Linked DNA regions of Homo sapiens: region 2 is linked to region 1. A link is an interaction called in ENCODE POLR2A ChIA-PET data of the cell type or tissue named here. Cell type or tissue: K562. All regions are shown on one strand. Links, peaks and the distances in the headings refer to the core of each region. The heading gives the core; the rest is flanking DNA.

Region 1 (4,390 bases), core at 132-4,131:
GACTACAGGCGTGAGCCACCACGCCCCACTAATGTTTTGTATTTTTAGTAGAAACGGGGTTTCATCATGTTAACCAGGATGGTCTTGATCTCCTGACCTTGTGATCCGCCCACCTCAGCCTCCCAAAGTGCTGGGATTATAGGTGTGAGCCACCGCACCCAGCCAGAAACTCCTGTTTTTAAAACTATCAGATCTGGTGAGACTCCTTCACTATCATAACAGCGCAGGAAAGACCCTGCCCCATAATTCAGTCACCCCCCACCGATCCCTCCCATGACAAATGAGAGTTGTGAGAGTTACAATTCAAGATGAGATTTGGGTGGGGACACAGCCAAACCATATCATATGGGGTCTCACTATGTTTCCCAGGCTGTCTGTGAACTCCTAGGCTCAAGTGATCCTTCGGCCTCAGCCTCCCAGGTAGCTGGGACTACAGGTGCACACCACCATGCCCAGCTTGGAAATCAAATTTCAACATGAGTTTTGGTGGAGACGAACTATTTCCAAATCTTAGTATCTCCCTTACCTTATTTGTATAAGACGGGATTCACAAAACACACATAGAAGCACTTACATTTGATTTTTAATATATGTATTGCTAAGGTGAGCACTTACTTGATTTTTCAGAAATTAAAACCAGTAATTAATAAGGCTCACCCATAAATAAACAAGGAGAAGAAACCAATCTTAAAGAAGAATTGCAAATAGTATACATAGATACCAACAGCCCCCTTCAGACAGTGGAGCTTTGTGGTCTTCCCCTTGAGTTGGCTGGATTTAGTGACTAATTGTGGAAAATGAAAACAGTAACTTGACAGGGGAAACCTGGCAGACAAGTACCTAACCAAGTGATCAAGGTTAGCATCACTTAAGTCATCTTTTTTTTTTTTTTTTTTGAGATGGAGTCTTGCTCTGTCTCCCAGGCTGGAGTGCAGTGGCGCAATCTCAGCTCACTGCAACCTCCGCCTCCCAGGTTCAAGCCATTCTCCTGCCTGAGCCTCTTGAGCAGCTGGGACTACAGTTGCACGCCACCACGCCCGGCTAATTTTTGTATTTTTAGTAGAGACGGGGTTTCACCATGTTGGCCAGGATGGTCTGGATCTCTTGACCTTGTGATCCACCCGCCTCGGCCTCCCAAAGTCCTGGGATTACAGGGCGTAAGCCACCGTGCCTGGTCCATTTTAGTCATCTTGACATCACGTAACACCTACTATGATGATACAAGGAGGACACTTTGCCAATCTGATGTTCTTCCCCTTAACCCACAATTCTAGACTAATAATGAAAAAATACCAGACAAATGCAAATTAAGGGACATTGCATTATGAGTACTCCAGAAGTATGTAGATCATGAAAAACAAGAAAAGACAGAGCAGCTGTCACAGATGGGAGAAAACTAAAGCGATGAGATGATTAACTGAAATGTGGTGTCCTGGACTGGATCCTGCAACTGGAGGACATTAGTGGAAAAAAACTGGTGAAATCCAAATACAGTGTGTAGTTCAGTTAGTAGTAGTAGTAGTATACCATGTTAATTTCTTAGCTTTGACAAATATGTCATAGGCTTATGAAGTATTAACATGAGGTGGAGCTGCATGAAGTTATATAGGAACTCTGTAATATCTTTGCTTCTTTACAGCTAAAATTGTCAGAAAATAAAAAGTTTAAAACAAAAAAAGCAAGGAGAGACTTCTGGCGTGACAGCATAAGGAGCTCTGTGGGCCTATTCCCCAACAAAACTGTTGAAAATTATTAAAAACAAAAATGAAAACAAAAAAAGTCGTGTCTCTGGAGATAGTCCTAAGGATATACATCAAATGAAAAAATATTTATTCAAGAGAATCTGTCCTTCTGTAAGAACTGCGAGAGTCTGTGGTATTTGAACCAAGACTATCTCTTTCCTTCAGCCCTCCCAGTTCAATGATATGGAAACTGTACTCTACAGTGTTGCAGACAAGAACACAGGGCTCTCCCTCTCAGCTTCCATACAGAGGGCTGTCTTCCCAGCAGGGTAGGATGTCAGCATTTCTTATCTTGCCACCAGAAACTTGCTGAGGCTAAATCCCTAGTGAGTGCAGCCCCAGAGGCAGGAGCTCCCTTCCTCCACCCATCCAGTGTTGGTGAGATGAAGGCCCTTCCTTGGGCATCATGATGCTGAGCACTGGGGATTCATCACACTTGCCCCACTGAAAGTCTGTAGTAGTGTACCATGACAGGGCAGCTGAAAAGACATGAGACCACTGGCCACCCGCTACCACTGAGCACTCAACCCTCAAAGCAGGATGTCAGAAGTGGGCCATTGTTCCCACTCCCAGCTTTAGAACCCAGATCCAGAGATACTGCCTGAGGGGACAAGCAGAGAGCCTGGAAAGAAACATGTGGAGGTACGCCAACCTGAGGTAGAACAAATATCAAACAGTTTGGGAACCCAAACAGCCTGATTTTTTTTTTTTTTTTTTTTGAGACGGAGTTTTGCTCTGTCACCCAGGCTGGAGTGCAATGGCGTGATCTCGGCTCACTGCAACCTCTGCCTCCTAGGTTCAAGCTATTCTCCTGCCTCATCCCAAGTAGCTGGGATTACATTTTTGTAGTTTTTAGTAGAGACAGGGTTTCACCATGTTGGCCAGGCTGGTCTCGAACTCCTGACCTCATGTGATCCACCCGCCTTGGCCTCCCAAAGTGCTGGGACTACAGGTGTGAGCCACCGTGTTCGGTCAAGCCTGATAAAAAGCTTTGGAGCAATTTATGCCTCTGGGTATTGTTGAAAGTGGTGTCATTCTGTACTCTCTTCTCAAACCACATCAGTGGTCTATAGTGGAAGAATCAAGAATACCAGGCTCTCTGGTTATGAAGGTAATATATGGGTTCCAACCCTAAAATTCATCTGGAATCTGCTGCTTCCTCTTCATCTCAAGTCTCACTTCATAGGGAATCCTTTCATAACTAGTGTTTGCTCCAGTCAGCTTCTCCTTTCATTCCTTCTCCCTTCATTCCTTTCATTCCTTCTCCTTTCATTCCTTGTAGCTTCTCCTTTCATTCCCTGTAGAATCTGTCTTGTTCTCATGGAGTCAGGAGCAGAAATACATCTCAGGGCCAAAACCATGACTTTCAGTCTTGAACTGGAAGTTTCCCCTGAAGCCATAGGCTGGTTGCTGAGAGAAGAGAAAGGGAAATGGCCTTAACAGCCAGGGGTGACCCCGCAGTCCTACAGTAACAGTCCTACAGTGGTGCCAGGAGACCATGGGGATTTCACAGCATTATTATAAAATCCACTCAACATTCACTCTACAAATACTTCTTAGAGAAGCTGAGGGAAGGCACTTTGCAAGATGATGTAAAAGATACAGTGTTGAGCCAGTGCCACCTGGATTGTAGACATGTGGTCCAGGTAATGAGTCTCAGCTTGTATCAACCATTCCCTTCTCATAGAGGCCTCTCCAGATCTCTTACTCTTTTTTTTTTCTTTTGAGATGGGGTCTTCCTCTGTAACCCAGGCTGCAGTACTGTAGCAGGGTCATAGCTCACTGCAGCCTCCACCTCCCAGGCTCATGTGATCCTCTCACCTCAGCCTCCTGAGTAACTGGGATCACAAGCCCACACCAACACACCCAACTAATTTTTTTTTTATTTTTTGTAGAGATGGGGTCTCACTGTGTTGCCCAGCTCCTCTCAAAACTCCTGGGCTCAAGTGCGGATCTCTTAATCTAAAGTAGCTCCTCCGGCCAGGTGTGGGGTCCTGTAATCCCAACACTTGGAGAAGCCGAGGTAGGAGGAACACTTGAGCCCAGGAGTTCAAGACCAGCCTGGGCAACATAGTGAGACCCCGTCTCTGTGAAAAATTTAAAAATTAGCCAGGCGTGGTGGTGGGTACCTATAGTCCTGGCTACTCGGGAGGCTGAGGGAGGAGGATCACTTGAGCCACGGCGGTTTAGGCTGCAGTGAGCCATGATTGTGCCACTGCATTCCAGCCCGGGCAACAGAGTGAGAGAACCTGTTTGTTTAAAAAATAATAACAATAATAAAAATTTTAAAGTAGTCCCTCACCCCAATATTACTCTGCTCTATTTTTCTTTAGGACATTCATAACCATTTGAAAATATATTTTTATATATTTACTAACTTTTAATTAATTAACTCAACAAGTACTTGACTATCTTGTGATAGGCTCTGCTCTAAACAGTGGAGATACAGAGCTGGGCCTGGTGGGTTTGTTCCTGTAGTCCTAGCTACTCAGGACACTGAAACAGGAGGATCGCTTGAGACCAGGAGTTTGAGACCAGCCTGGGCTATCTAGCGAAACCCTGTTTCTAAACAAAAAAACAAAAAGTCACAATGGAGACACATACATACCACACACACACACACACACACACACACACAAAATAATAAT
Region 2 (4,390 bases), core at 244-4,243, 1.1 Mb before region 1:
ATGTAATCCTGGGGCAGCAGGGAGCAGGAAATGAAGGGAAAATGGTCAGGAGCAGCATGGGCGTTGGCCAGACACCAGAGGAGAGATCAAGTACCCATTCGGGGTAGTCCAACAGCTGTCTGGGATCCTGGTATGCCTCAACAGGGGACTTGGATGTAAGCCCCATCCACCATGAGGAAAAAAACCCTGAACAGGTGACTTTACCAAGTCGCTAAAAAGTACACTTCCTTCGTAATGGAAGAGTGGGAATCTAAGGAGACTAGATTTTGGACCAGATAATTGTCTGGGGGGCTGTCCTGCACACTATAGGATGTTTAACAGCCATCTGGTATGCCACTGGCAACCCCTTCAGTTTTTTTTTTTTTGAGTCTCTCACTGTCACCCAGGCTGGTGTGCAGTGGTGCCATCTTAGCTCACTGCAACCTACGACTCCGAGGTTCAAATGGTTCTCCTGCCTCAACCTCCCGAGTAGCTAGGATTATAGGGGCCTGCCACCAAGCCTAGCTAGTTTTTTTGTATTTTTAGTAGAGACAGGTTTCACTATGTTGGCCAGGCTGGTCTTGAACTCCTGGCCTTGTGATCCGCCTGTCTTGGCCTCCCAAAGTGTTGGGATTACAGGCATGAGCCACTGCGCCTGGCCTAGTTTTTTTTTTCCCCCCCTTGAGGCTGAGTCTTGCTGTCACCCAGGCTGGAGTGCAGTGGCGCAACCTCGGCTCACTGCAACTTCTGCCTCCTGGGTTCAAGTGATTCTCCTGCCTCAGCCTCCTGAGTAGCTGGAATTACAGGCACGCGCCACCAAGCCCAGCTAAATTTTTTGTACTTTTAATAGAAAAGGGGTTTCACTGTTTTGAGCAGGCTGGTCTCGAACTCTTGACCTCAAGTGATCTGCCTGCCTTGTGCTCCCAAAGTGCTGAAATTACAGGCATGAGCCACAGTGCCTGGCACCACCCCGGTCAGTTTTCACATCTAAAAATGTATCCAGGCATTGCTAAGTGTTCTCTAAGACAGGAAACCAACCACCCCAGAGTAGGAACCACAGTTTTTTGGTTTTTTGTTTTTTGAGATGGAGTCTCACTGCCTTCCAGGCTGGAGGGCAGTGGTGCAATCTTGGCTCACTGAAACCTCCGCCTCCCAGGTTCAAGCAATTCTCCTGCCTCAGCTTCCTGAGTAGCTGGGACTACAGGTGCATGCCACCATGCCAGGCTAATTTTTGTATTTTTAGTAGAGCTGGGGTTTGGACATGTTGGCCAGGCTGGTCTTGAACTCTTGACCTCAGGTGATCCGTCCGCCTCAGCCTCCCAAAGTGATGGGATTACAGGCATAAGCCACTGCACCTGGCTGAGAACTTTTTTGTTTTTGGGTTTTTTGTTTGTTTGTTTTTGAGATGGAGTCTCACTCTGTCACCCAGGCTGGAGTGCAACGTTGCAATCTTGGCTCACTGCAACCTCCACCTCCTGGGTTGAAGCAATTCTCCTGCCTCAGCCTCCCAAGTTGCTGGGATTACAGACATGCGTCACCATGCTCAGCCCAGTTTTTTTTTTTTTTTTTTTTGAGATGGAGTTTCGCTCTTGTTGGCCAGGCTGGAGTGCAATGGCATGATTTCAGCTCATCCCAACCTCCACCTCCCAGGTTCAAGCGATTCTCCTGCATCAGCCTCCTAAGTAGCTGGGACAACAGGTGCACGCCACCATGCAAGGCTAATTTTTGTATTTTTAGTAGAGACGGGGCTTCACCATGTTGGCCAGGCTGGTCTCAAACCCCTGACCTCAGATGATCTGCCCGCCTCAGTCTCCCAAAGTGCTGGGATTACGGCGCCCGGCCCAGAACCACAGTTTTAAAACAATCATTTAACAAGTCTTCTTATACTTACATAGCCATCCCCACACAAAAATCTAGAAAAATGCCAAAAAGTTAACCTTGAGTATGTAAAGGGGAAGAAAGGAGCTATGTGCATTCGAAGGAGACTGCTGTTGATAGTTCCATTACAAAATGTACCCAAGGCCATTCTATCACTTGCCTCTGAGAATATACACAAAATACCTGTTTCTACAAATACAAGGAATGATGGGAAAAGAACACAGGACACTGAAACTCTCAGTACTATTTCATAGTCTGGCTGCAAGAAAAAAAAAACTCACAGTCTCGTGAAGGGCATTCACGCAGGGCTTTCACTATGCAGCAAAAAATTGCAAACACCAAATTCCCCAGGAAGGGTTTGGCCCAACAGTGGAGCCCTGCACAGGTGTTTAAAATACAGTGAACTCCCATTGATGTTTATTTCCCTAGTGGAACAGGCACTTAACAAACGTTTAATAGATCAAGGAGTTCAAGGCCAGCCTGGCCAACATGGTGAAACCCTGTCTCTACTAAAAAGACAAAAATTAGCCAGGTGTGGTGGCATGCACCTGTAGTTCCAGCTACTAGGGAGGCTGAGGCAGGAAAATCACCTGAACCTAGGAGGTGGAGGTTGCAGTGAGCCGAGATCGTGCCACTGCACTCCAGCCTGGGTGACAGAGCGACTCCATCTCAAAAAAAAAAAAAAAAAAAAAAAAAAAAAGTAACAGTGGCCAGTGTGGCCCACAAAGTCTAAAACATTATCTGGGCCTATAATGAAAATGTTTGTGGGCTGGGCGCAGTGGCTCATGCCTATAACCCCAGCACTTCGGGAGGCTGAGGCAGGAAAGTCGCATGACCCTGGGGAGGCAGAGGTTGCAGTGAGCCGAGATCGCACCACTGCACTCCAGCCTGGGAGGCAGAGAGAGACTCTGTCTCACAAATAAATAAATAACGCCAGGCGTGGTGGCTCATGCCTGTAATCCCAGCACTTTGGGAGGCTGAGGCAGGCTGATCACCTGAAGTCAGGAGTTAAGAGACCAGCCTGACCAATATGATGAAACCCTGTCTCAACTAAAAATAAAAAAATTAGCTGGGTGCGGTGGCATGTGCCTGTAATCCCCGCTACTTGGGAGGCTGAGACAGGAGAATCGCTTGAACCCAGGAGGCAGAGGTTGCAGTGAGCCAAGATCGCACCATTGCACTCCAGACTGGGCGACAAGAACGAAACTCTGTCTCAAAAAATAAATAAATAATTAAAATGTGGCCGGGCAGATCATGAGGTCAGGAGTTCGAGACCAGCCTAACCAACATGGTGAAACCCCGTCTCTACTAAAAATACAAAAATTAGCCAGGCGTGGTGGTGTGCGCCTGTAATCTCAGCTACTTGGGAGGCTGAGGCGGGAGCATTGCTTGAACCCGGGAGGCGGAGGTTGTGGTGAGCTAAGATCGTGCCATTGCACTCCAGCCTGGGCAATAAGAGCGAAACTCCGTTTCAAAAAAATAAATAAATAAATAAACAAACAAAAAATAATAATAATATTTAAAATGTTTTTGGACCCCCCGAAATAAACCCCTGAAGGAAAGAAAAGCCAAGATCTACAAGATATTCAGAGTGAAAAACAAGGCTGAATTATCCATTAGGCATAGTGCCTAAGTCCCCTGACATCTTTACAGACAACAAAAAAGTTTTCATTCTTTATAAAACAAAAGGTAGCAGGTTTGGTGGCATGCATCTTTGGTCCCAGCTAGTTGGAGTCTAAGACAGGAAGATCCCCTGAGCCCAGGTGTATTGAGGCTGCAGTGAACTGTGATCACACCACTGCACTCCAGCCTGGGTGACAGAGAGTGATCTTATCTCAAAGATAAAACTTTAATGATTAAAAAAAAAGAGGAGGAAAGTGAATAAAGTGCAACCCAAGTTATATTCATCTTTATATCAATGCAGTCACAAAATATAATTTCAAACACTTTCTTTTAATGGAGGAAGGGCTCACAAAAGCTAAAGTTCTTAAGGCCCACAAAATTCTTAATGATGCCTTCATGGGGAGGGGAAAAAAAGGGTATGTGTAAAACCGTACGGAGTAGGAACAAAGTAGGACAACTCACACTTCCCAATTGCAAAACTTAATACAAAGCAAGAAAGTGTGGTACTGGCATAGAGACAGACATATAGACCAGTGGAATATAACTGAAAGTCTGTAATGAAACCCATACATCTGGGCCGGGCGCGGTGGCTCACGCCTGTAATCCCAGCACTTTGGGAGGCCGAGACGGGCGGATCACGAGGTCAGGAGATCGAGACCATCCTGGCTAACTCGGTGAAACCCTGTCTCTACTAAAAATAAAAAAAAAAAAATCAGCCAGGTGCAGTGGCGGGCACCTGTAGTCCCAGCTACTCAGGAGGCTGAGGCAGGAGAATGGTGTGAACCCGGTAGGCAGATCGCGTCACTGCACTCCAGCCCAGGGAACAGAGTGAGACTCCGTCTCAAAAAAAAAAAAAAAAAAAAAAAACTACGGCCAGCTGATTTATGACAAGTGGCCAAGGCCATTCAAT

What was found. ChIA-PET counts read pairs that join two places held together with the same protein. Peaks named below come from ENCODE experiments on the same cell type or tissue, not always from the same donor. Only the 100,000 strongest peaks of a DNase experiment are listed, where the experiment ranks them.
Region 2: POLR2A ChIA-PET joins it to region 1 with 11 read pairs; 1 of 35 experiments calls an interaction of 5 or more read pairs at or near these places.

What each region holds. Positions count from the first base shown.
Region 1 is chr19:57,270,818-57,275,207 of GRCh38, reverse strand. The region is part of intron 2 of ZNF460-AS1 (ZNF460 antisense RNA 1); the gene reads left to right. Among named protein-coding and RNA genes, the nearest start is that of ZNF460-AS1, 7.3 kb to the left of the region's middle. RefSeq lists silencers at 1,853-2,147, 3,186-3,245. In K562, for the core only: no CTCF peak of the experiment used is centred there; a DNase peak (open chromatin) is centred at 2,027.
Region 2 is chr19:58,388,594-58,392,983 of GRCh38, reverse strand. It overlaps RPS5 (ribosomal protein S5), which reads right to left. Exons shown (of 6, transcript NM_001009.4): 3 at 1-8. Among named protein-coding and RNA genes, the nearest start is that of MIR10394, 2.6 kb to the left of the region's middle. In K562, for the core only: no CTCF peak of the experiment used is centred there; no DNase peak of the experiment used is centred there; H3K4me3 peaks cover 393 bases.